Regions from separate parts of the Homo sapiens genome. Here region 2 is linked to region 1. A link is an interaction called in ENCODE POLR2A ChIA-PET data of the cell type or tissue named here. Cell type or tissue: HepG2. All regions are shown on one strand. Each heading gives the region's core, and the rest is flanking DNA. Links, peaks and the distances in the headings are about the cores only.

Evidence for each region. ChIA-PET counts read pairs that join two places held together with the same protein. Peaks named below come from ENCODE experiments on the same cell type or tissue, not always from the same donor. Only the 100,000 strongest peaks of a DNase experiment are listed, where the experiment ranks them.
Region 2: POLR2A ChIA-PET joins it to region 1 with 9 read pairs; 2 of 35 experiments call an interaction of 5 or more read pairs at or near these places.

The regions. Positions count from the first base shown.
Region 1 is chr3:188,283,136-188,298,535 of GRCh38, forward strand. The region is part of intron 2 of LPP (LIM domain containing preferred translocation partner in lipoma); the gene reads left to right. Among named protein-coding and RNA genes, the nearest start is that of FLJ42393, 110 kb to the left of the region's middle. RefSeq lists an enhancer at 7,506-7,800 and a silencer at 7,506-7,800. In HepG2, for the core only: no CTCF peak of the experiment used is centred there; a DNase peak (open chromatin) is centred at 7,616.
Region 2 is chr3:188,698,332-188,713,731 of GRCh38, forward strand. It overlaps LPP (LIM domain containing preferred translocation partner in lipoma), which reads left to right. Exons shown (of 12, transcript NM_001375462.1): 8 at 9,936-10,062. Among named protein-coding and RNA genes, the nearest start is that of MIR28, 17 kb to the left of the region's middle. In HepG2, for the core only: no CTCF peak of the experiment used is centred there; no DNase peak of the experiment used is centred there.

The DNA of each region.
Region 1 (15,400 bases), core at 6,292-8,791:
TGTTTGCTTAAGATGCTGGTGGCATTCCTAGTGAAGTTAGGTCAGAATGTGCCATCTCTTCTTTAGCTCTCAACTTCTTAGAGTGTCAACCCTCCTCATATTGGAAAAGCTTAGCTTTTAAAAAGGAGAAAGTGGTTTACATGATGACCTCTGAATTTTTGACTTTGATTATTAATCTTCTTGAAGAAGACTTTGCAGTTGCCCCTGTTACAAGGAAAGCAGACATGCCAAGTTGCTGCATTTGTGAAATTGAATGAAATTCTGGCTGCGTTTTATGGCTCTGACCTTTGGGAACAGTCCAGGGTCAGACTGCTCACATGATGTGCTTGATAAATCCGCCTCCCAACAGCACTGTTGAGATCTTAACTAGAATTGCTACTTGCGAAACACCTTTTTCTGACTTGCAGTTCAGATTCTGCATGTACTGCTGACTACTGCTTCTAGTGGCTCATTCAGATAAGTATGCTATATATTAGGTAGAAAGAGGATGCGTGATACTAAGGAAAGAGAAAAAGAGCCAGCCCAGGACACTTGGGTTCCAGTGCTAAGTCTGCAAGAGACATGTTTGACATGGGGCCTTAGTTTTCAGATCTATAAAATGGAGACACTAATCATTATTAGGAAGGGTTGTCAGGAGTTCGAGACTAGCCTGACCAACACGGTGAAAGCCCATCTCTACTAAAATACAAAAATTAGCCAGGCGTGGTGGTACATGCCTGTAATCCCAGCTACTCAGGAGGCTGAGGCAGGAGAATCGCTTGAACCCAGGAGGTGGAGGTTGCAGTGAGCCGAGATTGCGCCACGGCACTCCAGCCTGGGTGACAGAGCGAGACTCCATCTCAAAAAAAATAATAAAAATAAATTAATAAAACAAAAAGAGCTCCTCCTATGAAAGCTCTGGAAACATCCTCCACCAAACTGGTTGCACTTCTCTAGGCACAATATGGTTTATATCCTTCTAAAATCAGCATCTCGGCCGGACGCAGTGGCTCACGCCTGTAATCCCAGCACTTTGAGAGGCCAAGGTGGGCAAATCACCTGACCTCAGGTGATCCGCCTGCCTCGGCCTCCCAAAGTTGTTGAGATTATAGGTGTGAGCCACTGTGTCTGGCCAGGAGGAGCTCTTACAGAGCTGGAAGTATTTACTCAGAGAAAGATGGAGTTAGAAGGGAAGGTTGAGAATGAGAGACAAGTTAGTGTTTATTCAAGGTGGAGGTGCACAGGCCTAATGTAGGACAACGGCAAGTGGGTTGGAGAAGAGGGGCTTACGGGAAGGATGGGCAGGAGAAATGGGATGGGACCCAGGAGGCCCAAGGGGGAGGTGGAGGATTCAAGTCAGAGCTTCAGATGCTGGGTCTGGAGACACTTTCTGAATGCCTAGGAGGTAGCTGTGGTGTTTTGCAGGATAAGAAAGACAGAGGCTTTCTGTAGCTACCATCCTGCTAGGTGAAATGAAGGGATGGTCTGGGATGTGTGTGTATGTGTGTATGTGTACCCACATACGTGCATGTGTGCATGAGTGTGTATTGGTAACAGAACCAAGGAGATCAGGGACTTACCCAAGGCCATACAGCTGGGAAACAGCTTTCATTTGATTACGGTGCTAAGTTTAGTAATGACTGCGAGAGACAAAAACGGGCAGGGGGAGCATGTAGGGAAAGGGCCTCGGCCCCATTTCCTGCCCTCTCAGGCAGGTAGTGAGTAGGAGTTTTAGGTTTCACTGTTTGATAGCATCACCTCCTCTGCTTTCCCAGAAATTATTCCTCGAAGTATGACTCGAATCATTCCTCTGTTGGGAGATGTATCGGTTCAGAGCTGACTTTCTGCTCTGGTTGTTTACTGAAAAATGGTAGCACTGGCAATTCAGAGGGGGCATAAGCAAGTGAAGAAAAAAAAAATGAACAAACAGGGCATGTGAGGTCAGGGGCCCTGGTTGTGAGTCCCGGCCCTGCTTTTAGAGACCCATGTGAATTGGGCAGATCAATCAACTTCTTAGTGCCTCAGCTTTTTCCTCTGTAAATTAGAAGATAGTGATTTCTGCTTGATAAATTTATTGTGATAGTGCTTTGCAAGTTGTATTGTTGGTCGTAGGATAATAAAGATAAAGGGGTATACAGACTTGGATTCTGTTTCTATATATGTGAAGCGTTAGAGAGAGGTGGTAAATTGTTTCTCTCCCGTGGGTTGTGCACATCTCTGATATTATGGTAATCCCCATATCTTCTCCTTTTGCAGGGTGGGGTGTCTTGGATAGTATGGTTACTGAATGTAGAATCTACTAACTCCTCTTTTTTATTTCCTGAGACTGGGTCTCACTGTGCTGTCCAGGGTGGAGTGCAGTGGTGTGATCATGGCTCACTGCAGTCTTGAACTCCTGGGCTCAATCCTGAGTAGCTGGGATTACAGGTATGTGCCATCATGCCAGCTAATTAGAAAAGTTTTTCTTTGTTGAGATGGGGTCTCACTATGTTGCCTAGGCTGGCTTTGAATTCCTAAGCTCAAGTGGTCAGCCTGACTCGACCTCCCAAAGTGCTGGGATTACAGGCATGAGCCACTGTTTCTGGCCTCCTTTTTAATATTCTGCCCTGTGCAAAGCACCAGCACCAACAGCCTCCCTCCCACAACCCCCAACAGCTGTGCATTAAGTATCACTTTGGTTTGAGGATTTCCTAGCTTGCTGTTTATCCTGGGAGAATTTCTGAGTTTCTTGGTCTTTGTTTCTTTACCCAAAAGTTGGGGATAGTTCAGCTTTGTCTGCATTGTGGACACTACCTCCAGAAAGCAATGGGAAGACCCTTTGTAAGCTGTACCGAACTCTTTGTATTTTTGGAGCACATTTTGTCTTTTTTCTCCCTTCTTCTGGTGGCTGAGGTACCTCTTTGGTCTTGAAAAGACCCACTTATATGGAGGCGGAAATGGGCTTATAGAGGGAAGTGACTTTCCAAGGGCCCTGGAATGAATTGGATTCTGAGATCTGTGCCCGTCCTTGTCACAACGTGTCAGATTCCATTATTTAGTGTGGGCCTGATTTGTCCATGCCTGGGACTTTCCCAGAGGAAGTCATACTTTCTGGAAACTCTCTGAGGTCTTGAAGGGGTGGGAGAAGTCTCTGACACAAGTGCTGCTGTGGTCATGGAGGCTTCCATTCCTCTCTCCTTGTGTTGAGCAGGGAATTGCTCCTTGGATATTTTAGGTTTGAGTGACTCAACATGCTTATGACCCAGAGGATGCTGTGGTGTGTTTGGCAGCATGCTGGAATTAGTCAGAAGGCAAAACTGCTTGTCCTGACCCCAGAACCCACTTACTCTAGGTGGATGAGAAAGTCCTCTCGGATCCTCTATTTCCTAATTCATGGCAACTTCTGGAGAACAGTATTTTCTCTGTTACTGCTTTATGGGGTTTAGTGTGGAAATTAAAGAAGAGAACTTCTTATTTTTTGTAAATAATAATACAATATTCAGATACTGTTAGTTTCTGAAATTTAAAATGGGCATCTCACTTCTGTGTTCCCTCCCCAAATAAATGTATTGATACTAAAAAGGAAAGCCAGCTAACTTTATGAGGATGGCTGGTAAATGAGCCATTCTGTTTTTGCTTGCTGTCCAAGGCCTCTAATATTAAGCCTGGACCATTTCAAGCATATATGGAGGATATATATTTCAAATATACATTAGGGGTATATATTTCAAAATCGAGGACACATTAATAGTAAGAGGAGACCATGTAAGACAAAGCACAGGTTTATTTTTATTTTTATTTACCTGTTTATTTTTTATATTTTTGAGATGGGATTTCTCTCTTGTTGCCCAGGCTGGAGTGCGATGGTGCTGTCTTGGCTCACTGCAACCTCCTCCTCCCAGCTTCAAGCAATTCTCCTGTCTCAGCCTCCCAAGTAGCTGGGATTACAGGCACCCATCACCACACCTGGCTAATTTTTGTATTTTTCTTAGAGATGGGGTTTCACCATGTTGGCCAGCCTGGTCTCAAACTCCTGACCTCAAGTGATCCCCCCACCTCGGCTTCCCGAAGTGCTGGGATTACAGGCGTGAGCCACTGCGCCTGGCCAAAGCACAAGTTTAAAAATTACAAGTTTCCACCAGCCTCATATCTCCCTTGGCTTATAATATTCAAGTGTTCATGGATACTGGGGCTTGCCATCCCCCGCCCCGTGTGTTAATGCAGCCCATGGAGGCTTCTCATAGAGACATAAACAGTGGGCTCCAGAAGGTCTCTATTTAAGAAACTGAGGTCTGGCAAGGTCACACATCGAGGAAATGGCAAAATCAAGACTAAAAGCCAGCTCTTTGGATTCTCAATTCCCTGCTCTTTCTGACACTTCACTCTTCCCTCCTGTCAGGTGAAGAGAGAAGCCAGATGGTTTGACAAATGGTTCTCGTTGCTGTCAAATCTGCCTTCTTTCTTTGCTCAGACAGACAGTTCTTACCTTCCCTTTTTCGGGGGACTGGCGGAGGTGGGGTGAGGAGAGAGGTAGGAAGGTGGATGAAGGAAAAAAAGAAGCATTTTATTGCTTCATTCTTTATGTAGTAGTGATGGCCAATAAGTTCTTTTTTTCTCTGGCAAGAAGCTAAGTAAAGGCAAGGAGTAATCGTCACCTTGAATTTAGAGCACATAGAGGCCTAGAAATGGCAGGCTGTATTAGGAGACAACATTGATTTCATATATATTCATCTCTGAAAAAACATGTTTAAGATGCCATATTCATAAATACTAATAAGGCTGTCTGATTCCAATTTTCAGGTGAGATTAGCATTTTATTGAGTATTTTATCTGTCAGATTCAATGCTGGATGTACCATCCTCCCAGGCTTATTAGCATAATTGCTGTGCTTAAGCAACAATAAAAAAATCAGCAGTAAAATAGCATTTAGTGCAGGCAATTTGTTATCAAAAGCTTTTACTTAAGGACAGCTCCAGCCTGCATTTATTAGCAAGTTAGGGTTATAATTTATTTTTATTTTGAAAAACAAAAGTGGGAGAAAGATTTGGCTTTTTTGTTTTGGAAATAATAGAGAAATTAGAAAGCATTGCCTCTTTGGAAAATTGTCCACATCCCTTCTTCCTTTGCCGAAAGCAGGCTGTGATGGGAATAGATTCCACTTGTGAGCGACATTGGCTCAGACAAAAAGTTGCTCTCCTTGGCATTGGAACAAACGGGTAGTAACGTCCCTTTATGCTTGTACACACATTTCCAAAACACTTTCAGATCTCGTTTGTTGCTCAAACCTCACACCAGTCCCGTGAGGTCTCCATTCTTAGAAATAGAAAACCAAGTTGAAATGACTTGTTCCAGATGAGGCAGTTGAGTGGCAAAGTGGAGGTGTAAAAACTAGTCTTCCAGCCTCCAGTCCTGTCTCAGCATTGCTCCCCTTCACGTCGTTGTCCAGAGCTCCTGGTGGAGCCTTGGCCTTTTCCATATGTACACGTGCACACACACACACATACACACAGATCTGTGTATCTACACCTGTCTATACACATACGTGCACACCTATGCACACACATCTATGCATACATACATACTTTTTCTTTTCCTAAAAGTTAATTATGTACTCTTGCATTTGTTTTTCATTTGATGTCCGGGTTGAAATACTTCTGCCACATGAACTTCTCTTGATGCCAAATAGCCTCTTAAAATCAATCTCTCTCTCTCTCTCCACCCCCCACCCCCCACCCCCACCCCCCCGCCCCTCTAGCTAGCAACTGTATCAGGAAAGCACTTGTGATTACCATCTGTTAAGGACCTGGAACAAAATAAATGATGTTATAAGTTTTTGTAGGGAAGATAGAGATAAGATTTTAAAATATGGAGATTGGGAAATCATTTTTCTTCCTTATTTCTTAGGAAATGTATCAGAAATAAATAACATTAAATTGATGCCTTTTAGTGGGTTTTAGGCTTCAATTATGGGTAATAATTTTCAAATTGAGAATAAAGTTTTGAGTGAAAATGGACAACTGAAGCTTCTAAGCTTTGAGAGGAGTTATTTTAGCATTTTAGATTTTCTTTTCTCAGTAAATTCAAACAAAGATCATACAATCATTGAATCATAGCACGTCTAAAATCCAAGGCTCTGTGCTGGCCACTGTGTGTTTTACAGACTAGCTCAGACGTGGCTATGAGCCCCAAGACATGTTTAAACTATTAGAGAGGATACTAACGATACATTAATAATGTTCTTGGTTTTGACAGAATATTCTAGAACAGGAACTCTAGTAGGATTTTTGCTTATGTTACATCATTGAAATTTAAATTCACTCAATTATTTATTGACTAAATATTGAGCACTTATGTGATGTTCACTCTTGTATTTTACATACATCATCTCATGTAATTTTTTAACAATCATATGAAATATGATCTGAGATAATAGTCAGTACTGTTATTATTGTTCTCATCATTAGATGAGGAAATTGAGACTAAGTAACTTGTCCAAGTCATTCAGCTGGTAAGTGGTAGAACTGCTGTGGTCTCCCTGTAAACACATGTTTTTTTCATGGTACCACTTGGCAAAAAACGAATAAGCAGGTACATACGTAGACAGATAGTGCTAATGATGATTAGAGAACCTCAGAACTCATGCAGAACCTGGATGTTTAGAGAGAAAATGGAACTTGAAATCAGACAGGTGTTCAAACCCTACTATGCTTCTTAGTGTTTGTAAAATCCTCAATTTAAGGACCTCTTAGGATTTCGGTGTCTTCCTGTGAATAAAGGATTATAAAATCTTTCTCTCAATATCATAATGAGAATAAATTACAAAATGTATGTGAGTGTCTGCAAAGGTACCTAGTTCATGGTGGGAGTTCACCCTATCTTGGAAGTGCTCATAAACATGCAGGGTTTTTTTTTTGAGACGGAGTCTTACCCTATCGCCCAGGATGGAGTGCAGTGGCGCAACCTTGGCCTCCCGGGTTCAAGTGATTCTCCTTCCTCAGCCTCCCGAGTAGCTGGGACTATAGGCGCATGCCACCATGCCCGACTAATTTATTTTGTATTTTTAATAGAGACGAGGTTTCACCATGTTGGCCAAGCTGGTCTCGATCTCCTGACTTCAAGTGGTCTGACTGCCTTAGCCTCCCAAAGTGCTGGGATTACAGACGTGAGCCACCATGCCCGGTTCAACATGCAGTTTTGTGTACTGTTTAGGGACAGATGCCGAAGCCACATTGCTTGGGTTTGGATCCATCCTACCACATAATATCATGTGACCTTGGACAAACAACTTCACTTCTAGTGCTGTACTTTCTTCATCTATAAAATGGGCTTACATCATAGGGTCCTTGTGAGGATTAACAAAGTTAGAATGCGTAGAGCATGTAGAACAATGCTTGGCACACAGCATGCCGTGCTTCAGTGGTAGCACTTACTATTCCATTATACTACAGCCACCGAGAAGGACAGGTACACAGTGAATAGTTTAGGACTGTTCATGTTCCCGGCCTCTTCACTCCAAGAGCATCAGCAAGTTTAGTTTAGAACATAGGAGTTGTATTTACACAGCTACTAATGACCTTGGAAAAGTTCTTGGCTTCTCTGTCCTTGACCTTTGTTTATCTGAACGAGTAAACTTCAGATGACAGAGTGTGTGGGGAATGGAATGCATCCGCATCCTTGATAAGCTGCCCTAGTGGAATGTTGCCATGTGGCTACTGAGGGTCAATTCACTGGTCAAAGGTGGCCTGCTGGTTGGTATTTTTTCTGTGTCTTCCGGGCAAGTTCTGTCTTTCCTCAGTCTGCACATGCCTGGGTCTGTCCTCAGAGCTCTCTCCCATTTCCCTCTTCTCTAGAAAGCATTGATATAATGGGGCCACCTCTTCCTTGGACTGTTTCTGTAGCATCAGAAGGAGGTGGGTGGGAATTTGGCATACCACTTTTTGAAAGGTAATACATTCTAACATATGTATTTCACCCACCTTCAAAGAGTAAGAATACACTGAATGATACTTAATTTTAAAGATGTGTTGCTGAGGTGAACTCTAAGACGAACAATTCTTCAGAATCTTTTACTTTCTTGGGCTTCTTGTCCCAAACAACAATTATCTTTATAAAGCCTGTGTGTGTATGTGTGCGTGTGTGTTTGTGAAACTTCCTGGAATTGGTAGTGTTGATTTTGAGATGTTTCTTTGGCTTATTCAAAATATAAACAGAAAGGCTAAAGTGTTTTTCATGTCATTAAGAATGTCTTTATAAGAAAGGACATTGGCCGGGCGTGGTGGCTCTCGCCTGTAATCCCAGCACTTTGGCAGGCCCAGGCGGGTGGATCACGAGGTCAGGAGATCGAGACCATCCTGGCTAACACGGTGAAACCCCATCTCTACTAAAAATAGAAAGAAAAAAAAATTAGCCGGGCATGGTGGTGGGCGCCTGTAGTCCCAGCTACTCGGGAGGCTGAGGCAGGATAATGGTGTGAACCCAGGAGGCGGAGCTTGCAGTGAGCTGAGATCATGCCACTGCACTCCAGCCTGGGCGACAGAGCGAGACTCTGTCTCAAAAAAAAAAAAAAAAAAAGAGAAAGGACATTAAGATGATACCTTACCTTGTGTGGGGGGCTTGTAGCTTTCAAAACACTTAAGTACCCATTTTCTTATGTGTGCTTTATGACATCTCTATGATGTAGGCAAGGCAGGGTTTATCATTATTTCCCTTTTAGAAATGGTGGATCTGTGGTTCAGAGAAGTGAAATAAGTTTTCTTAAAGCAGTTCTGGATGCAAACCCAGAACATTTGACTCTAGGGTGCTTTCTGCTCCACCACCCTGATTTGATTGTAAGGAGGTAATTCTTACCAAGTACTGTCAGATTATATAGAGTTGTAATATATCTTAAAAATGCCCATTTTAATTTTCTTTAAACAGATCAGTTAAAAAGTTAACTGTGATTTGATACCATCTTGTTTCTCCCCAAGTTTAAACAGCAATGAGTCTCTAGGACCTTCGGTTAAACCAGCATGTGTTTTTCAAAAATCAAATGTCAAAGCATTTCGTGAACCTTGCTTTAATGAACAAGAGAAGTGAAGGTACAATTCCTTTTTTGCATGAGGTAATTAGGAAACAGGATGTGCAAACTTGCTATATGAATTTAAAGAGGAGCACTTCTACTGATGTACAAACTGGATGGGCATATTACAGAGGGTTTCATGCTGGTAGAAATTTTAAGTGAAATAAGTTCTCATTAAGCATATCAATTATTTTTGGACTGTGTGAAAACTTAATCTGTTTCATGAGTTGGATCTAAGGTGGTCAATACCTCTACACTCCAAAAAACAGAAGCATGACTCAAACATCTAGTTCTGATTGCAGAGTGCCTTTATCTGGAAGACTGGACATGTCGTCAGAATATAGAGCAAGAGGGATGGAATATGCTCTTAAGTTTCCTGATGACTTAAGGGTCTGCACTATACTTGCTTGGGAGGTGGGAAGGATTGAATTCTCTTTGGAAAATGCCTTTGAATCTCTTACACACATGGTACCCAATAAGCCTAGTGCTGTATTATTAGCATCATGTACTAGAGTATGGTTTACCTGACATAGGTTTTGGAAATCTATTTCTTTTATTTACACTACATGGTTTCTTAGGTGGCAATTCTCAGTGAATTACCAGCTTCCTGATAGTGTCTTGAAAAGCATGCTTTATAAGGAGGCAGAAAGTGTTTCTCTTTTGACAGATGACCTCCTTGACCCCTTGACTTTCCATTTTTGATGGTTTCTTTTGAGGTCTACGTCATCTGGTAATTTTATTGGTGTGATTTATGCCCCCAGTAAGGATCAACTTGTATAGATTCTACATTCTCATGGAAGTCTATGTACTGTCTCTACTGTGTAATAATTAGCTCCAACTCTACAAACAAGGTTAGAAATGAAATCACCAGCATTACAAGTGAGACATAACAAATGGAAGATTCCCTTCTCTGAGTTTCTCTCATACCGTTAATTTTATTTGAGCTGGCATTGACTCATTCTATATGTCTCTTCTGCTAGATTTTGAACTCTGGAGGACTGGTCTCATATCTTATTAATTATAATGGTGGCGCACAGCACATTATAGGTATTTATTACTAAGTGGTTGGGTTTAATATCTTAAGAAGCAGAAAATGTGGTTTTTCTTGAGAGAGAGATGGTTTTGGATGTTGTTCCTCTAGTATATTCTAAGCCTGCCCGCCTGGGGCTCTGTAACTATGGCTCCTAACGTGGGGAGCCCACAATCTAGCTATATCATGTTAGCGAGAGCTCTTTGTATACTGAAACAATAAACTTACCATCTTGATGAGTTTTACATGTAGAATGGCTTAGGTTATAAGGTACTGCCACCTCATTCCACTGTTGAGAATTGTCTAATGCAAAGCTCACTTTTTAAACATGGATAATTGGACAGTCATGAGTGGATCATCGAAGGGATAAGCAAAATATATGTCAAACTGAGAATTAATATCTATCAAAACACTTGCTATTATTTGGTAGATGGGAGGTTATTTTATTTTTAAGAAGTAGATTGGCTGAATGGAAAAGCAAAATGTGGCATAAAATAAAATGGGATATTGTTCAGCAGTGAAAGGAATAAAGTACTGATATGGACTACAACATGGATGAACCTTGAAAACATTATGGCAAAGTGAAAGAAGCCAGTTACAAGGCCGGGCACCATGGCTCATGCTTGTAATCTCAGCACTTTGGGAGACCGAGGTGGGTGAATCACTTGAGGTCAGGAGTTCGAGACCAGTCTGGACAACATGGTGAAACCCCCGTCTCTACTAAAAATACAAAAATCAGTTGGGCGTAGTAGTGTGTGCCTGTAATCCCAGCTACTCAGGATGGTGAGGCAGGAGAATGGCTTGAACCCGGGAGGTGGAGGTTGCAGTGAGCCGAGATCTGCCCTCCAGCCTGGGTGACAGAGCCAAACTCTGTCAAAAAAAAAAAAAAAAAAAAAAAAAAAGCCAGTTATGAAAGACCACATATTATATGATTCCATTTATGTGAAAAGCCCACAATAGGCAAATCTATAGAGTCTGTAGCGATAGAAAGTAGTGGTTGCCGGCAGGGTTGGGGTAGAGGATAGGTAGTGATTGCTAATAACTGTGAGTTTCTTTTTGGGATGCTGAAAATGCTCTTTATATGGTGGTGATGATTGCACAACACTGTGAAATACTAAAAACAGAACCGTAAACTTTAAATGGGTGAATTGTATGTAAATTATATCTCAATAAACCTGTTTTAAAAAGTGGATTTCCCTTTAATCTATTCTCTGAGGATTGCTTCAGGGATTCAAAATAGTGCATAGTGCCAAGTTTTAAACTCATATTGATTTGTTTTTGGTAAATAAGTCATGCATGCTTAACAATGGTGAACACACTTAAGGAAAAAGTGGTAACACAACTAGAGCCACCAAACCGAAGCAAGTATATTTCCACCTAACTTCATGCACGTTTTTTTCTCAGAAGCTTTAAAAATTTATACTTTCTCAAATGTTGATTAATGAGATATCTGATAAGAAATAACAGGGTACTGACAGTCCTGATTGTATAAATAGGCATTAGGGATTGTGTTCATGGTTTGCTTGTCAGCACAAGAGAAATGTGTGATTATGTTGAATGATAGTTAATTTTCTTATCCACCCATTTTAAAAATAAAGATGTACAGCTAGAAAACAGGTGCCCAGGGAATAGAGGAGACCTGCAGCTTTGATAATGAGCCCCAGAAAGAAACTAGAAGGAACAAGCTCCCGCTTAGGAGGTGCCGTTCGAGTCCTGGCCAGTGTCTGACTGTAGCTGATGGGTTTAGAGAACTGTGGCTGGCTTCTCACAAAGGATTTTTTCATTTACTCTTGTTTTGTGTTTGAGTATAGACAGCTTTTCCCATCCTCCATCAGGGTCATTGTCCCACCTTCTCTGACTCACTTATTGTGTCAACAGAATTAAAAGAGCAGCCGGTGGACGTGTGTAGAGGCTGAAGGAGAGCTGTGTTGCTAGCTTTGTATTTGAACGGTTCGTACACAAACAGTTCTCTTTGATTAAGTATCCGGTGAAACCAATTCACATGAACTCCAATTAAACTTTAATGAACAAGTGGGTGTATTAATATCAGCTGAGTAATGCAGGCAGCACAGATTCCAGTAAGTGACTCACTTCTCTGAGCAGCTCATTCCCCATGCACGGTTAGAGTTACTAGAAAGCTTCCAGCTATATTTGAGTGGATCTGGTCTGGGCCTTGTAATTCTAACAATCCTCAGGGCTCGCTATTCATCTAGTGACAAAACCACAGTCATCCAGACCTCTGTTTTCAGAGCAAAGATTGGGGATGAAGAGTTTTGTTCACATTGAGCAATTAGGCCCTTCGTTGAGCAGTGACCATTTGGACTTTTATTTTCCTCATCTTCCCATTTTTGTTTTTTTGTTATTTTATTTTTTAGAGACAGGGTCTCACTCTGTAGCCCAGGCTGGAGTGCAGTGGTGTGATCACAGCTCACTGCAGCCTCAGCCTCTTGGGCTCAAGCAATCCTCCCGCCTCAGCCTCCCGAGTAACCTGGAACAACAGGCATGCACCACTGTGCCCACCTACAAAATTTCTGTAGAGATGGGGTCTTGCTATGTCGCCCAGCTTGGTGTTGAACTCCTGAGCTGAAGTGAGCCTCAGCCTCCCAAAGCGCTTGGATTATAGATATGAGCCCCGTGCCCAGCCTTTATTTTGTTTTTAAGTGAGAATTATTTTTTTCTTAAACCCAGGGGCAGTGTAGGTGAAGGTTAAGGCAGTGAAGATAGAACAGTCAGTTTTGAAATGCACATAGCCTTCCTGAGCCTCACTTTCACCACATCTGCCAGTCTGCCTCAAGTCTTTAAGTTTCCCTACACCAGAGGCAGCAAGGTGTGCCTGGAATGATGAATTCCTTTGAGCACAGACCCTGTTCCATCTAGAGACTGATGACTGTACCTATTTCCTAGGAAAGGTTAAGCAAGATCGTGAATATAATGCTCTTCGTTTCATGCCGGCACATAATAAGTTCCCACTAAATGTTTAACTTGGTCCACTGGGGGAAGGATGAGAAGGAGGATTTGGAGATAAATGAGACTTGGCCCTTGACAATTCAGGAGCTTGGAGTCTTATAGAGATTTGACTTAAAAATGTCTGTGTAACTCCAGAGTGATAAAGACAAAAATGCTTGAAAAAGATAAGTGAGGATTCGGGGGATGGAGGAATCCCAGAGGTTGGCCCCGTCTGAGAAGGCTGGAGGTTAGGGTAGGAAGAGGTAAGGGTTTGGGAAGGTAGTTCTAGGCTGACTGAAGAGTGTGAGCAAAAGCAGAGGCAGGGATGTATCCAGGTATCAGATAGTGCACATTTAGTGTGGTTACAGTAGGTGATAATTTAGGAGGCTGATTGAAACTGAATTTAGCCTCTGCCTTAGTCACCAAGTCCTTTCCCAGCTCCACTTGCTGTTCTCTCTCTCATTCTCTCCTACCTATATTGAAACCAGTTGAAAATAATGGAGTCACACAGAGGCAGATGGCAATAATGTCCAGGTTGTGGAACATTAGCTCATTGGGCTTGCTAATGCAGCACCCATGAATGAAATTTACCCTCTTCCTCTCAGATAGCTCCTGCACTCAATAACTCCCATTTAGGGCACACTGTGCATAAAGCTCCCAACCATGAAGAGCAGGGAGGATCTGCCTCTAACAGTCAGGTAACTCACAAAGACTGGAAGGAAGTGACTGGGTTACACATGGCCAGTTTCTTCTCCAAACTCAATAATTGGGTAACTCTCTGCCTCCTCATCTGAGAACAAGGGAGTGGGAGGGAGGCAAACAAGAAAAGAGAAGAAGCAGTGGAGAAAGGAGACGTTCTGCAGTGCCAGGCTTCTTGCCCCACACTCTTCCCAAATGTCAACATAGTTCCTTTAGGGGAAAAAAGTGGGAGGCTAGAATGGTAGGACAGGGCCACAATATGGAAGTGAAAAACCAGGGGCAGTTTCCTGAGCAGGGAATGATGTCATTCGATCTATAATTCAGTCTGGTTAATCTACTTATGCAACACCAATTGAAGGACACACTTAGATAACTCAGCCTTGAGTCAACAAATCTTGTGTAACACTGCCAAGGTCCATAGTGCAAGAATCAGCCCCCACTTCGGAAATAACAACCACCCCTCAGTGCCAAATTTTGGACATTGCTTGTAAATTTCAGACTCCTTCCCTCCAAGATACTGTTTTAGAGAATGTCGTAGGGTAAAAAATTCCAAGGGGTAAAGACATAAATTCCGTAATACTACAATAGATGGGAGGCTCTAATCAAGTAGATAAATTCTATTTTTGGAATTGTGAATAAAGCAGAAAAGATTCTTGGAAATCAGGAATTGAATAGATTGATGGTACAAATGAGAGACTATATGTTGCTTAAAGAAAACAAAAGATTGCCTATCAGGTTTTAAAATGTGAGTCAGTAGTTTATATAGTGATTCAAGCTGAACAGCTATCTTGGTTATTAACTAAAATCTTTTCTTTCCCCTTCCATTTTATATATGAAGAAACTATTAATACAAAAGTCATTATCAAAGGACACTGGGGCTAGGTTTCATTACCCAGCTTAATCCTTAATTTCATATTGAGCATTTCATATTGAAGTGAAACAATAAGGATATGTTTCTAGAGACTGATGAGACAACTGAATTGGACTTGGTTTTGACATTCAAAGGGATCAGGTAGAGGTACTTAGTTGAGCTCACTACTTCATTTTGGCAAAAGACATATGTCATAGAAATGTAGTAGCCATGATGGATTATGTATCTTTGAATTGGGAGCCTATGACAAATTTTCTCCAATGGGAAGTTTCTTCAGAGCCTATCATTGTTTCAACAATAATTAAAGTAATTTACAGAGAATGTGCTCATCTACTTTTACCTACTGTTATCTTTTTTCCAAGTTAATAAACTGAATATATTGTATAGATTGGTTGATAGCCTTCCTGAAATGAACATCCTTTGCAAACCTATCTCTCCAAACCCAAATCCTGCCCAAATTTCCCAATTGTGGTAGCAAGCCCAATGAGCTCCTGATACGATCCTAATAGGATCCTCTTCTCTGGAAATCCTCGACAGATCACACTTCTCTTTTCTTGGGAACAGCTTTCTGTTTCCTTGTCCAGAATGGATGCCGTTCTGTTATCCTGGTCACTCTCTGGGCCCCCTCCCTTTGTCCACCATGAGCACAGGCTACTGGCCACTGATCCTCCTGGGGGCACTAGCCTGGCTACCCCATTGCTTATTTTACCTTTGCTTCTCTTAAATACCATTGTTGGTGATTGCTCCACACAGCAATTGTTCTCACCTAAGTCTGTGGATAAGACTCACTTAGGGAGGTTTTACCAGAATTCAGCTCATCTCCCTAAATGTTTGGGTC
Region 2 (15,400 bases), core at 5,309-7,808, 410 kb after region 1:
ATGTCTTGGAATTCTCTTGCCTTTATTATGTCAAATCTCTAATATATAACATCCATAAAGCCTAATTAATGGGAAAAACTGAGTGTATGTTTTAGCCATAACATTGTGGAAATAGGTTCTTTTAGTTTCACACAAATAGAGATCTTCTCACCCCACCGAGAAAACTCGCTTTCTCCTTTACGGAGGGCCCGCATGGAGGTTTAGAGGGAAGGAACCCTGAAATGAGAACTGTGAATAAGGTTGGCAGGAGATCTTTGACCTAGATTCTCCTCGACTCTGAGGATTTGGCGCTTCTGCTCTGCGACTCGCTTTTCTTACTTCTTGCCTACCCGGCAGGATAACATCAGTGGTTGTACCTTGTCTGCCGAAGCCTAAGGGAGGCTGCTCTGCTCTAAATAGCCAAGCATGAGCTTTACTTTACTATTTGTCTTTTGGTCCTAAAGGCGAGACTGTACAAGAATTAATAGTTGGAGAGGCAGCAAGGCATACGTTCACCAAATGGCATGAATTTCAAGATTTGTAGCTAAAAAGTACTCAGAGTAATTACATCCCTTGCTAAAGCAACAATTAATGTGAAATTCGGGTACACTACACTGAAGTCCTTTATCAGCAGATGGAAAAGTGGAGAGTTACTGGAGAGATCTCATTCTGCAAACATTCTGCTTCCAAGAAGAAAATCATCTTTGTTAGTGGTTTCTAAGTTGTCCCTCTTGATAATTATAACTGACATCTATTTGATATTTAATATGTTACAAAGCTTCTTCATATGAATCAGATATTATTATTCTCCAGTTTATATATGAGAAAATCAACAATAGAAAAAGAAATCACTGGAGAACTTAAGTAGTATCTTAGACATCAGGCCTAAGAGCCAGATGCTCCAAGCCCAGGCACTATTATAGCTGCCTTGACACGTGGAGACGGAGAGAGGTGGGTGTGGAGAGACCTCACTTTCCCCCAGCTCAGCCTAGATAAAACCCTTGTGTGCAGAGACCAGGGCCCCCTGACTGGATGCCCAGGCCTTTTCCCAGCTGCAGTAACTCTTCCAACAACTCCTCCTGTCTGTAATTCAGAATCATCCATCCTTGGCTATGACTCCAAATTTGGTTTAAGAAAAGGCATTTTATGGGCATCGATGCATGGCATGAGAAAGGGAATATGAGGAAGTAGAGATTTTAAGAAAATCAAGATTTCGAAAGTTGAAGATCAACTGGGATGAGTTTCAAAGCAAGAATCAAACTTTTAAAGTCAAAATTTCTGGGTCTTCCTCTTTGTGTCCTTAAAATTCATTCTTCAATAAAATGGAACATAAGAATAGAAGAACCAAGAGCATGCTTTTCTAATCCCAAGGAGCTGTGAGGAGTGTTCATTTAGAAGATTTCAATTCAGATAGTCAGGTATCCACCTTCCACTTCTTTCCTTCTCTGTGGCCATCGCTTTTAACCTGAAACAGAAGAGGTATCCAGCAAATCATCTGCCCCTGGCCAGAAGGGGTTCTCCTTCCATTTAAGCAGTGAGATGTTGAGAGTAGAGTATAATTCAGTGAGAGTCAAAAAGTAGAAGCAGCCACAGGAAATTGCAAACTGCAGACTTGACACAGCTAAATAGAAGGGGGGAAAAGAACGAAAATATCAGAAATATATTTTTTCTGGCAGGCTTTCAGCTCTAAAACGGGGCTAATTCTACCTTTTGAAAAGAAGATAATTTCAATGTTTCTTTTTTTTCAAGAACACATAATTGAAGTTATTTTCCCTCTGAGGGAAGGAACCTCTTGTACATCACTACAAATGGACAAGAAAAATGAGCAGCTCTGGTACCCAGAGTGATAGAGTATTCATTATCATGTAATCTTTTTGAATATCTTGGCTGCCTTTTCCCGGTGTTTTATCCGCCTGAGCGGTGCTTTTCTGGTAAGGTTCAGATTTGCAGTAAATTTGAGTTATCTAACACCATGTAACAAAGAAATCAACAGCAGGTAAGCACTCAAGAAAGAAAAATGATCACGCCAAGGTCAGCCCCAGAGGAACTCAGGGGGCTGACATTGCGACAGATAGTGGGTATCCATTTTGTAAATTGGATCCTTAGCACACAGGTTAAAGTAGGTAAATTGTAGTAACAAAGATGCAAGATGGTGTGGTGTTTTCCTGGGAGCCATTTGCACCTTAGTGCGGGCTGTTTCCCATGCTTCCTTTTTCCTTTAGAAAGGATGATGGATATTTTTCTTCTCCACTCAGAAAAGGGGCAGTGGGATGATAAGGTGATTAACCTTTGTGTGTTCTTGATTTCATGCCCCAAGTGTAGTGAAAGTTCAGTAGGCTGCAGAAACCCTGTGACCTGCCCATTGCTTACTCAGATTCAGAATGCTGAATGAAGTTCTGGATGTTTCAGGGGATGCTGACAACTGGCTTAAGTCCTCTCATAAATGGAAATCTCTGTCATAATGAGGTTTCCACTTACTCAGTGTGTCTATTTTTATAGACTACAAAGGATCTGTAAATATGAATATCTGTGATTTCACTCTAAAGATTGGTAATGATATGTGTCTTGCATACTATGGGCACAAATGGGCACAAAAAAATGATAGAGTAGAACCAAAGGAAGCTTTGAAAATAACATGTTACACATAAAGAAACTGAGGCTCAGAAAATGGAAATGATTTGAGCAAAATCACTGGACAACTTAAAGGCAGAACTAAGATTAAAGATATTCTGAATAGTCAGGTCTTCTGTATTTATGGGTTTCTATGTAAATGTATAATCAAATACCATGAAGTGTTATATGAATATGACAGATACTGTTATGTATGTTATTCTTAATCTAGTGGAGTTTCCTTCTTCATCAAGGGTCCTATTCATGTGTACATTTTGTTTCAGAAGCAAGTCTTCATTACTGCATAGTCCCACCCATAATGTTTACCAGGGATTTAGACCCAGATTTGGCTGTAAATTTGGCTTCATATTAAGTATTTTCTTGAATGACAATCACCTGGGCCCCTAGCAAGAAAAGAGGAATGGCAAAGAAGAACCAGTTTTAGATAATTTTCAGCTGAAAAAAAAAAAATCTTTATTTTAAGAAGGGAAAATACAGAAACATAGAAAGAATATAAAGCATTCAATTTCCCATGACTTTCAACGATTAACCTTTGAGCATATTGTATTGCCGTAAGGCAGGTCAGCCTGGCCAGCGAGTGACTTATCTCCATGTGGTAGTTCAGGGCCCAGTCTCCATCCTTCCTGTGCCTCACAAGGCCACATCTAACTGCAAGGAGCATGGGAAATGTAGTCTAGCAGTGTGCCCAGCAAGAGGAGGAAATGGATTTTGGTGAGCAGTTAGCAGGCTCTGCCATGCTTAGTAAACATCAGTCCTTTTTAAAGCATATTAGCCACTAAATTGCTCAGAATGCCACGATATCTGGCTGCGTTTTTTTTTTTTGAAAGTGTCAGTGGTCTTGGTGTTAGAAGATGTTTGCCAATACACTTACTTCAGAAGCATGACTTTCATAAAAACTCAGCTCCCATTTTTAAATCTCATAATGACTTCCCATTACTTAAAACAGGCTTGGCATTGACCATATCTTACTTCTCTTTTCTCATCCTAGTTCTGTTTTTTTCCCTTTTTTTTTTTTTTTTTTTTTTTGAGACAGAGTCTCGCTCTGTCGCCCAGGCTGGAATGCAATGATGTGATCTGGGCTCACTGCAACCTCTGCCTCCTGGGTTCAAGCAATTCTTCTGCCTCAGCCTCCAGAGTAGCTGGGACTACAGACACCAGGCACCCGCCACCATGCCCGGCTAATTTTTTGTATTTTTAGTAGAGGTGGGATTTCACCATGTTAGCTAGGATGGTCTCGATTTCCTGACCTCGTGATCCGCCTCCCTCAGCCTCCCAAAGTGCTGGGATTATAGGCGTAAGCCACCACGCCCAGCCTTTCCTCTTAACAGTTTTTTAGATATACATGTTCCTCCTGAAATGCCTTTAACTTTCTTCCTTCTTTCTTTTCTTCTTCTTCTTCTTTTTTTTTTTTTTCCGGCTGTTGTACGCAATTTATTCTTCAAGATCAAACTACAGGTCATCTTTTTTTGGCAGCCTTCTTCCGTCTCAGAACACTGAATTCATACCTGTGTTTTAGAGCTTAGACTTTATTGTAATTGCCTATTTTCATGTCTCTTTCTTCCCAAACTGTGAGTTGTTAGAGACAGGATCTCTGAATAATTTGTCTTTATACTTAAAGTTCTTGGCACTTGGTAATCCCGTAGGAGATTTATGTTAAGACAATTTTGACGGAGTCCTCTAAAATCTGTCGCTCAGTAACTCACCTGTGGATCATATAACGTTAACTTGCCTTTAGTAAGAGATTCGGGTATTTCAGAAACAAACATATTAGTGATTAAGATTGATACTTACAAGAATGTCTTTTTTTAAGAGAAAGGTTTGCTTCACAATGTCTTTGTTTTGCTATTTGGCAGCAAACCTCCACTCTGATAAAAGAAATCTTTGCTTAGATAATAGACTCAGACTAAAATCCAAACAGCCGCACAGTAAGAGAACTAGAAAGTCTTGGAGACAATGATATCAAAACCCCGAGAGGCATTGCAGTGAAGAAGTATGCCCAACTCAGCACACCCCAGTTTCAACGTTCTGCTGTTTTTAAGCAGCGGTACCTCTACAAGGTTGCTCACTTATCTTCTTAAGTCTCTATTTTCTCATCCAGAAATAGGATTACATGTCATACAGGGCTGTTGTGTAGGCATTTGAGATTTCACATCTGTGAAAGTAGGCATCTTGAAAAGGGTCTTGCAAACATGAGGAATTAATATGCTACAGTGAATATGTTGCTGATACAACTCACACTTCTACTTCTGAAGAAACGAGAAACAAAAATAACACAAACTATTCCCTTTCAGCACCTCCCACCACAAATATTCAATCGTGTTTTATTACCCATACAATATGCTAGAAGTTGCTTATTAACAAATAAGTTGGACACAGTTGTTCATTTTTCTTAGGAGGTATTGAGCCCTAAACACTATCGAGAGAGAGGTATTAGAGTAGGTCTCTGATTATGACAGTAAGAATAGTACTGGATTACTGCTTCTAGGCTCGAACACTGAAAGTTTTAAGCTGTCTTCTTTGGTGTAAGAGACAACTCTTAACGGAGGAACCCTGTGTTTCTCCATGGTGTATTCCACAGGTGTTAAGTATTCTGCACTGGGTTAGTGACAGCCGTGGAGTGGAGGTGGAGGCTGTTCTCTAGCCAAATAAACTTCAGAAATACTGAAAGAAATGGTCTCTCAGAATCTTTCATCATAAGAAAAAAACAGGAATCCATAATTAGCATTAGATAAAAGAGTAGAATCTAACAGAAAATAGCCTTTCCAAGTGTTATTTCAGAAACAGCATAGCAAGCAAATAGAGTATTCAGAGAACAAAAAGAATGATAACGTTTTTCTCAAAATCTGTGAAATATTGACAAGGTAAGTACTTTGAAATTAGATTTATACTTGAAATGTAAGTGCTAGGGGTAGAATCTAAATTTCTGGCTTAGATTTATAAAGGACAGGATCGGCCTTCTTGCTGCCTTGTCTATATTGAAAGGGAAACTGATATTAGGTTGAGACAATGATAAATTGTGTCTGTTCTCTGAGGGTCCATCCTAAGACTGAAGACAGGAATTATCAAGTTTTCTCTAACAGTCGTTTGGCTTAATTAAAACAACTTGCACCATTATTATTAGAGGTAATATTTTATACTTTTCTAGCACTCTCTGTGGGAAGCATCGTTTGCTTGGGGAAAAAATGCATGGCACTTGGAGACAGGTGACACCATATTTTGGGCTCAAGGTCTCCCTGTATTGCAAGCCTGGAGAAAAGGTGTAGGTCACTTCCCAACCTCATTTTCAATTCCACTACCTGAACTGTAATAATCCACTCCCTCAGAGGCAGTTTGAGAGATTCAAAGAGATCCTCTTTGTTACAATTGTCTGAAAGTAGTTAAACTCTATTTATCATGAAATGTGGGTTATCTCACTTTAATTCTTACAGAGACTGTGAGGTACCACTGGCAAGTCCATTGATAGAAGAGAACCTGAAGTTATGAAAGGTTGACAAGCTCACCTAAGGATGCCAAGTGAAGGTCATAGTCAAATCTCTGTCTCTAACCTTAATGATACTGCCGTATAATGTATTCCTTTATCTCTGGCCACCAGTATATTAGATAAACTCACCATCTCATTTCAGTCTTGCTGCTCTCCCATTCACCCTCTACTTCAGCGGGAACTTTCTAAATATGATTAGAACACTCTTCTAAAAACACTTACCGTGGTTTCTAATGCCTGGATGTTCCTAATTGAGAACATGCAAATATATTCCCCGTGGTCTGTGAACTTCTTGAAATTGTAAGTAAATTTTGTGTACACTGCAGATACCTGTTTTGTTGTTGTTGTTGTTGTTGTTGTTTTGTCAAAAGACAGTTTAACACATTAGATTTTGAGACTTGTCCACGTTCTTACCCAAGGCCTGGAGCCCCTAGCTCACCGAGAAGCCCTAAACATCTCAGCATGGCATGGAAGCAGTAATTAACTGACCCTTCCTATTTTTCCACCTGTCCAGACCGAAATACTGAACCACTTGTAGTTTTTCCCACTCACACCAAACTACGTCTCAACTTTGAAACTGTGCTCCTCTCAGGGTCCTTCACTTGGCCTGGGTTGGAAGCTCCAGGATAGCGGGTCATGTCTAGCATATCTTTATCACTTGAAGTCATCATGTTTAAAAAGATTTATATTCATGGATTACAAAAGTAGAACTACTTGCTGTACAATAAAGAAACAAATGTAGAAAGTGAAAGTCCCCTAAGATTCCACCTGCTAGAAAGAATCTCCTTTAACATTTCCGTACCTGGTCTTTATATAGACCTGTAAATAAACTGTAGTTACTTTATCCTATTCTGCAGTTGGATTTGTTCTTTATGAAACATGTCTTGTTCATCTTTGCAGGCTTGTTCCATAGATTTACAATGTACGTATCTGTCATTGTCTATTTAGGTGATTCTTTTGCTGGTTAGTTTACCTTGTTAGTCCTTGTTCCTCCTCTCAAATATGGCTCCTGTGACCAACCTTCGTCATTTAATTTTATTCACTTGTATGAGTACTTCTGTACAATTTTCCTGGAAGCAAGTCACATGTATGCAATTTAAAGTTTAACAATACTGGCAACCATTCATCCAATATTCATGTTTATGCAAATACCTATCAATATACTATGCTATATATATATATAATTTTTTTTAATTTTTTCTTTTTTTGTGTGGGGGGAAAATAGAATCTCCCTCTGTCACCAAGGTTGGAATGCAGTGGCACGATCTTGGCTCAAACTGTACCACCGGGTTCAAGCGATTTTCATGCCCCAGCCTCCTGAGTAGCTGGGATTACAGGCGTGCATTATCACACCTGGCTAATTTTTGTGTTTTTAGTAGATACGGGGTTTCACAGTTTTGGCTAGGCTGGTCTCGAACTTCTGGCCTCAAGTGATCTGCCAGCCTTGATTTCCCAAGATGCTGGGATTACTGATGTAAGCCACTGTGCCCGACCTGTGCTTTTTATAATTAATCATTTGTGCATGTTTCTTACCCCCACTAGACTGCAAAACTCTCAAAAACAAAGGTTGTGTGTAATATATCTTCATGTCCCTCCTGGGTTCTTACAGAAGGTACACAAAATAAACCCTGTAAGAATGAGTGGATAAAACAATAAACAAAAGAATAACTGAATAATTCAGTAGCTTCTCTAATCCTCATATGACAGGTAATGTTTACAGTTCAGAGGAGGTCCTAAGTTTAACCTTTAATGTTTGCTAATAAATAAGTCAGTCAAGGATGAGCTCTTGTCCTGACTTTATCAAAACTAGCCCTCCCTGATTTTTGGGGGGCTCTCAGTTTCCCTGTCTCACAAAGAGGAGATTAGCATAATGGTTCTTCAGATCCTGGCAAGCAACTCAATTTTTTTTGTCTGTAACCTGAGCATATGCCATAGTTTACTCATCACTGTCTCATCTCTAATCCAAATTGTTCAACAATGCAATAAAGTCTCAGGCTAAGGTTAGTGACCAGCATAAAATATTTTTGGCCTTTTCAGCCTTCTGCGTGTCTGTACTTCAAATGTCTGTATATTTTGGGAAACCAAAAAAAATGGAAATTATTTTAGAGAAAAGGCCAAATAGGTACCAATCAACCTTCTTGACTATGTTTAGAAGACATTTAACGCTTTAGACATCACACAAATGATTAATACCCATCTTGGAGTTGTAGTAAATGTTGGGAATGATAGCATGTGTTCAGAGATTTGTACTTTACAGGATTTTCACGTCCAAGAGCTCACTTGGTGTAGTGAAGATAATAGGAGAATGAATATGTAGCTTTCAGTTTTGTTGAACTTACTCTTGTAAACATTCTGAAAAGAGAACCTTTTGGCCAACTATTTTAACAATGCATAAATATCAAGGCAAGAGCATTCCCAACCCACATCTCTGCCCATTACTCATGGCAGACATCATCATCAGTTCTAAATTTAAATAATAGCATTTCTGTTTTTATCACACTTTTATTAAGAATGTTGGGGTGAGATATTAGAAATGGTCAAATTTATAGGCAATGGAAAATGTGATAAATTCCCTTTTAATCACATAGCACAAAGCTACTTTAAATCTAGTATATGGCCTTTATTCCTTTTTTACATACTTTTTATTCTTCATTGATGATCTCAAGTACTCTCTCAATTGATATTTGATTCTCTTGCATTGCTATAATTCTGGCTCGCCCGCCTATTTATTTTTTAATTTTTTTTTTACTGCAGTATGTTTTGGGGTACATGTGAGTTTTGGTTACATGGATGGGTTCTATAGTGGTGAATTCTGAGATTTTAGTGCACCCATCACCCAAGCAGTGTACACTGTACCCATAAGGGTGGAATGAAGGGGGAATAGACAAAGGCCCCAGTGGCCCTGCATGTCCCATATGGGTACAGGGGATGAGGGATAAAAGACTATACATTTTATATGGAGTCTTTGATCCCTGCCCCCCTGCCCAACCTGGCCGCGCCAAAGCCCCAAAGTCCATCATTTTGCTCTGTATGTCTTCACATCCTCGTAGCTTTGCTCTCACCCACCCATTTCAACACCAACCCAGTGTCAATGCTACTGACTTATCATCACTATTTGAAATCTGGCTGTTTGCAGTGCTGGAAAAATGAAATTACTCAACTTCCTTAACTGGAACAAAAGAACTAGAACCAAAATGTTCGCTTTCTGGACTCCTGTACTCGATAAGATTTATCTCATTTCCTATCTCAAAGTTTATATGTGGTCCCGAAGTACACAACTTCCACAAGCTCTTTATGCTGCTTGACTTTTTTCACCTGAGTGTGAGAAACTTCTACCTGTATGTTTTCTCCCTTTTAGCTGAATAAGGCCTAGCCTGCTCTGCTCCCTCTCTTCAGGAAGTCCGTCGCGGGCTATGCGAGAGGTCCCACCTTATACCCTTATTTTGCTCTTCCTGCAGCTGTTTTTCTTTAATTATTAATGTGCCTGTATCTCTCACTTCACTGTAAGGTTCATAAGAAAGAAAGACTCAATTTATTTTTCTCATAAATGTATAACAGCAAATAGTGATTACTTAGCAATTGTTGAACAAAATAGATTCTTCCTATTGTAAACATGGATTTCTAAAGCCTGATAGATGACTCATCTAGATAAGGCAAATGAGTAAAGAGATGTGTCCAAGGTTAGCCACTGAATAAGTGATAAAACTAATTCTAAAACCCAGGTCTCCTGACAGCCACGTCCAGTGCTTTTTCCTCTCCAGTGCAATCGCTGCTTGTTTAGGCTGACTGCCTTGGTTGATGGTCTAGGTGGCAATTAAAGGACTGTGTGCTTTCTGCCTTTCAGGGTGGCCATTCAGGGCAACTGGGGCCTTCGTCAGTTGCCCCTTCATTCCGCCCAGAGGATGAGCTTGAGCACCTGACCAAAAAGATGCTGTATGACATGGAAAATCCACCTGCTGACGAATACTTTGGTGAGTGGGGCCTAGAGCTGACTTCTGAAGTAACTATCTTGCTCTGATTTCCTTCCTTAGTAATTGGAACTATTATCAGCTCCACTGGTAAAGTATTTGAGTCCAGATGCATGAGAGTTGATATACATCCCCGCACAACTAAGTAATTGTAGGATTTGCATTTGCAAGACTGCCATAGATGTGATGTCTACTTAGCTTATACTAAAATTTCAGTGGTCCTTAGAGTTTCCTTAGATACAAATTTTATTGTTGAGACTTATTTTTTACCAGTCTAGGCAACATGGGGAGACCCTGTCTCCATTAAAAATACAAAAATTAGCTGAGTGTGGTGGCATGTGCCTGCAGTCCCAGCTACTCAGAAGGCTGAGGCTGGAGAATCACCTGAGCCTGGGAGGTCGAGGCTGCAGTGAGCTGTGGCTCAGTGAGCTGTGGTTGTGCCACTGCACTCCAGCCTGGACAACAGAGTGAGACCCTGTTTTTTTGTTTTTTGTTTTTGTTTTTGTTTTTTGTTTTAAAAAAGAAGACATTTTTTGACAACTTATTAGCTTCCCATTAGGCAGAAATAGGATTTCTGTGTATGTTCCCATTTCTCACTGGTCTAAAGATTCAAGTAAAAAATGTGGAATTGGATATTGTCTGATATCCAATTTCCAGATTGTACTCTTAATTTTTTTTTCTATCTCAGTTGAAGAAATGATGTTTTCTTTGTAGTTTTAATTTTCCCCTCTTCAAACTTGTTAATAACTAGGAATGGTTAATCCTTCCAATCCATGAATATAATGCAAATTTATGAATTATATGCCGATTGTGAGGTTCTGTGGACGCATAACCTGTCCTCAGTGAGGTTAAAATTGTTCAGAAAGAGGTAAGACAAGCATACAAATAATTACTAGTCTAGGTAGAAAGTGATAAAAGACATGAGAAGGCTTAGGTCAATTGTTGCAAATTTTATTTTTATTTTATTTTATTTTATTTATTTTTGAGACAGAGCCTTGCTCTGTCACCCAGGCTAGAGTATACTGGCGTGATCTTGGCTCACTGCAACCTCCACCTCCGGATTTTGAGCAATTCTCCTGCCTCAGCCTCCCGAGTAGCTGGGATTACAGGTGCCCACCGCCACACCTGGCTAGTTTTTGTATTTTTAGTAGAGACGAGGTTTCGCCATGTTGGCCAGGCTGGTCTTGAACTCCTGACCTCAGGTGATCCACCCGCCTCAGCCTCCCAAAGTGCTGGGATTACAGGTGTGAGCCACTGCGCCCGGCCAGAAGTTTTAAAAGCTCCATTTATTAGGAGCATCCGGAATACTTTGGTAAAGAATTGGTGGCACTTGAATCTGAGCCCTTTAAACCAGTGCCTTTCACATTTTCTGTGGTAGAAGACCATTTTCCTCCCAATCTGTTGGAGACCAGTATTTTTGTTGAGTCAGTTAAAATTAATTACTAGGGAAATAAAAGACACAAAATAAAATGGAAGATGAAATTTTATCATTATTAGAGTTAACTGTTAACGAATTACTCTTTTAAATTTTTATACTAGTTTCTAAATATTAATCCTTTGTTCCTGTATTTATCTCATCCAGGGTGATAAGCATTTCTTAGACACCCATCCATGGACCACTTTTTGAGTGGCACTGCTTTAAGGACAAATAGAGAAACGACATTTGGGGAACAGTATTAGTAAAGGCACAAAGATGGGGAAATTGCACAGGATTTTTGCTTCTTCAAATATTTTCTATTTTCATGTCTTTTTTGCTCCTATATGGGAATATGTAATGACAGGTCAACTGACCACACCAGTCCAAAAACACACAGTAGATGAAGTAGGAGGTATTAGGATATGAAAACCCTGGCTTTTATTTGTGTTGGGGTGGCAGTTTAGCTTAGCTAAAAGAGCAAAAAGAGTGGGAATGAAACATCTGGTTGTGGTCTCTTCTCTGTCCCTCGCTGGCCAAGCAATACTGGCATGTCACCCATCTGCCTGAGCCCCATTTCCCACCTCACTATATCAACGGTTGGGGCAAATGTTCTCTAGCATTTCTTTCAACAGTAATAAGTTCAATGTACAAACATCCTTAATCTAAAGTATAACAATAAAGCTAAACATAAATTGATGGAGATTAACAACAATGCATGGAGAACAGTAAAACAAAACATAGAAAATCCACGAAGGTTTCTAGTTACATCAAAATACACAAAAAGTTTATTAATGCTCTTGTCATTGCCATGTGAGGAGGGTTTATAATGGGGTCTAAAATACATTTTTTAAAAGTGAAAAATAAGGTCTCTGTATTTAGGTCCTATTAAAAAGGAAAAGCTGACTTACCAAGTATATATGCTTCAAATATCATAGCAACAAAATATATTGCCACAAAAAAAAAACTGAACATAGATGCTAATTGCATGAATGAATATATATTGAACACTCTGGGAAACAGATATAAATTATTACCTTTCCCTTCAAGAACTGTCCAAGCTCTACTACTTAGTAGCTTAGAAAACTTGAACAAGTATTATTCCCTCTAAACCTTCATTTTTGTTTTGTTTTATCTGTAATATGGGAATAATAACTAGCTTATACTGTTGTTTTAAGAAATGGATGAAATATTTATACAAAGCACTTAGCCAAGTTCTTGGCATGTAGAATATGCTCAATACAATACTCAAGGTTCTCCCATGCTCTTGGGGCTTATAGTTTATTTAAGACATAAGATATGCTCGTTAAAAATCCATTAATAATGCTCAATTTAAGTTTAAGTTCCTAGCAACAATAGAACGTATGTCACTGGTAAGTAATCATTGCCAAATGGGGATGAATAACCATTTGAGAATTTGGAAAAATGGCTAACTTTTATTGAGTGCTTATGATATGGCAGCACTATATTTTATTTACATTATAGGAATTAACTCATTTCACTCTTATAGGAAAACATAACCCTGTGAAATAGATACTATTATCATTTTCAGATTTTGAAATTAAGGCACAGAAATATTAATTTGCCTAATGTCAACAGCTAATACATTGCAGAACTGAATTAGAATGCAGATCTGTACATTTACACACCACACTGTAAAAGATGGGGAAAGCTAGCCAGGCTACATATTTAGAAGAGTGTTTATGGTGGAGATTAGCTTTGGACAGATGGGAAATAAGAGATGAGCATTCTCTTCTAGGTACACAGAATTAACAAAATATAAGTTGAGGCCAGGATTATTTAAAGAAAATTTACGTTATGTAGAAAACAAAAAAAAAAGTGCCTATGGTAATATTCAGGCTGCTCTGCTAGGTGGTGGTGGGGGTAGATGTGGGTCTTACCTTTGAAGTTCTTATAGTCTAATAGGATATGTGTACAGAGTTATGGTGTTATAAGCACAAGGCAGAAAGTGACAAGTGACTTAATCAATGTTCACCAAGTGTTCTTTGAGAATTCAGAAAAAGGAAAGAGAAAATCAAGAGAGAGAAATGGAAAAGTATTTATGGAATACTTAGCCTTTGAGTAAGTCTTTAAAATTGTGCTAATTGAGATTTGGAAGTAGGAAGATAGTAGAGAAGTGAAGTCATTTCTCATGAGGGGAGTTTTTGACATAACAGGGAATAAAACCACTGGAGTGAAGTGTCCACGTGAGAAGTAGCAAATATTGGGAAATAAGGTTCAAGTAGTAGGTTAGGACCAATCTAGGGAAGGCTGTCAATGTCCGGCTAAAGGCTAAGAACGTTATTGTCTATAATGAGCCCTTGCACATTGAGATCACATGCCATGAGAACTGCTCTGTGGATAGTGGTTAAAAACATGCACTCCAGAGCCAGGATGCACTTCTTACCAGCAAGATGAAATCAAGAGGCAAAGGACTAGTGAAAAGAACTGTCCTTTATTGTTCCGTGCTTTAAACATTTCTCAAGCACCTTCTCTGTGCCTGCTACTGTGCTGGGTGTTCAGGACACCCAAATGCAGAGGCTCTGCCCTCATGGGGCTCACGGGTTCCTAGGAAGGACAAGAGAGTCACAGATGTCAAGGATTTTAGTGCAGATATTAGCACTGTGTTGGGTGTGACTGAGCTGCTATGTGAGAGTCCATAAGTCTGCCTGAGGATGAGCGGAAAGAATACATAGCAGTGTGTTTGCATCAGCAGGGCCTGACCCAAGAGCGATAAAGTCTTCTCTTCCTTTCTGTCAGAGTTTTACCTTTGGCCTATTCTGGACTGCAAATAGCATTGCCAAGCACTTCCCTTAAATAACTTCTCTTTTTTGCAGGACTATCCTCTCAGCCCTGCCAAAACCCCATCACCTACTCTTTCTTTACTACTTTGCCTATTTAATGCTGGAATTTTTATTTAAACTGTAGCTGATTTACTGAAGGTAATTAAGTGCTTTCATGCTGTAGATCTCCTGCTAGACTACAGGCTGTACTTGGGAGTGAGAGTGAACAAAATGTAAATAAATGATGTCAACAGAGTAGGTTCCTTTGTGGTCATGTTGCTTTGCTTCCAAGACACTCTTTTTTTTTTCATAAGTAGAATGATTCATGAATATGTTATTATAGTTCTTGTTTCTTTGCGGAGCCCCTCATCACTCTTAACAGTTTTATTTATATTGAATTATAATTATCGTATGCTTAAAAGTACTGGGAGAGGTACCAGAAGATCACCTCACAGATGACTTAAGTACAAAGGAGAAAAGGAACTTTTATAATGGAGAGGTCTCCTGGAAGCCGTCTTAAACCAAGTAATGAAATTTAACATCCTCAATAATGGGACAGACTGGCATGTGCCAACTGAATGTAGGAAGTCTGCAGCATCGTCTAGGCAGTGGTCTTGCTAAAATATTTCAGCTCTATCCAACCATGAGGAAGTAAAAAATGCAGATGATGGGACATGCTTCAAGACACCTGTCCTGAATTCTGCAACACTGTCAATGTTATAAAACACTATTCTAGATTAAAGGAAATTGAAGAGACATGCCATTCAAATGCAAGGCATGTGTCTTGATTGAATTCTGGATGAAAAAAAAAAAAGCTGTAAAGGATTGGTAACAAACTTAGAGAAATTTGAATATCAATGATATATTAGATAATACATCAATGTTAATTTCATGATGATATTAATGGTGTTGTGATTATGTAGGAAAATCTTATTTTTATGAGCTATTTGTTGCAGTATAAGGTGAGGTATGATTGTGTCTACAGTTTTATTTTGAAATATTGATAGAGTGACAGAAATAGAGAGAGAGAGACAGAAAGAGAGAGAGGGATGATTGACAGATATACGTAGACAAACAGAGATAGAGATAAATGTGGGGAGGCAGAATCACCTCAGGTTAAAACAGCTAGAGATGCTATAACTGC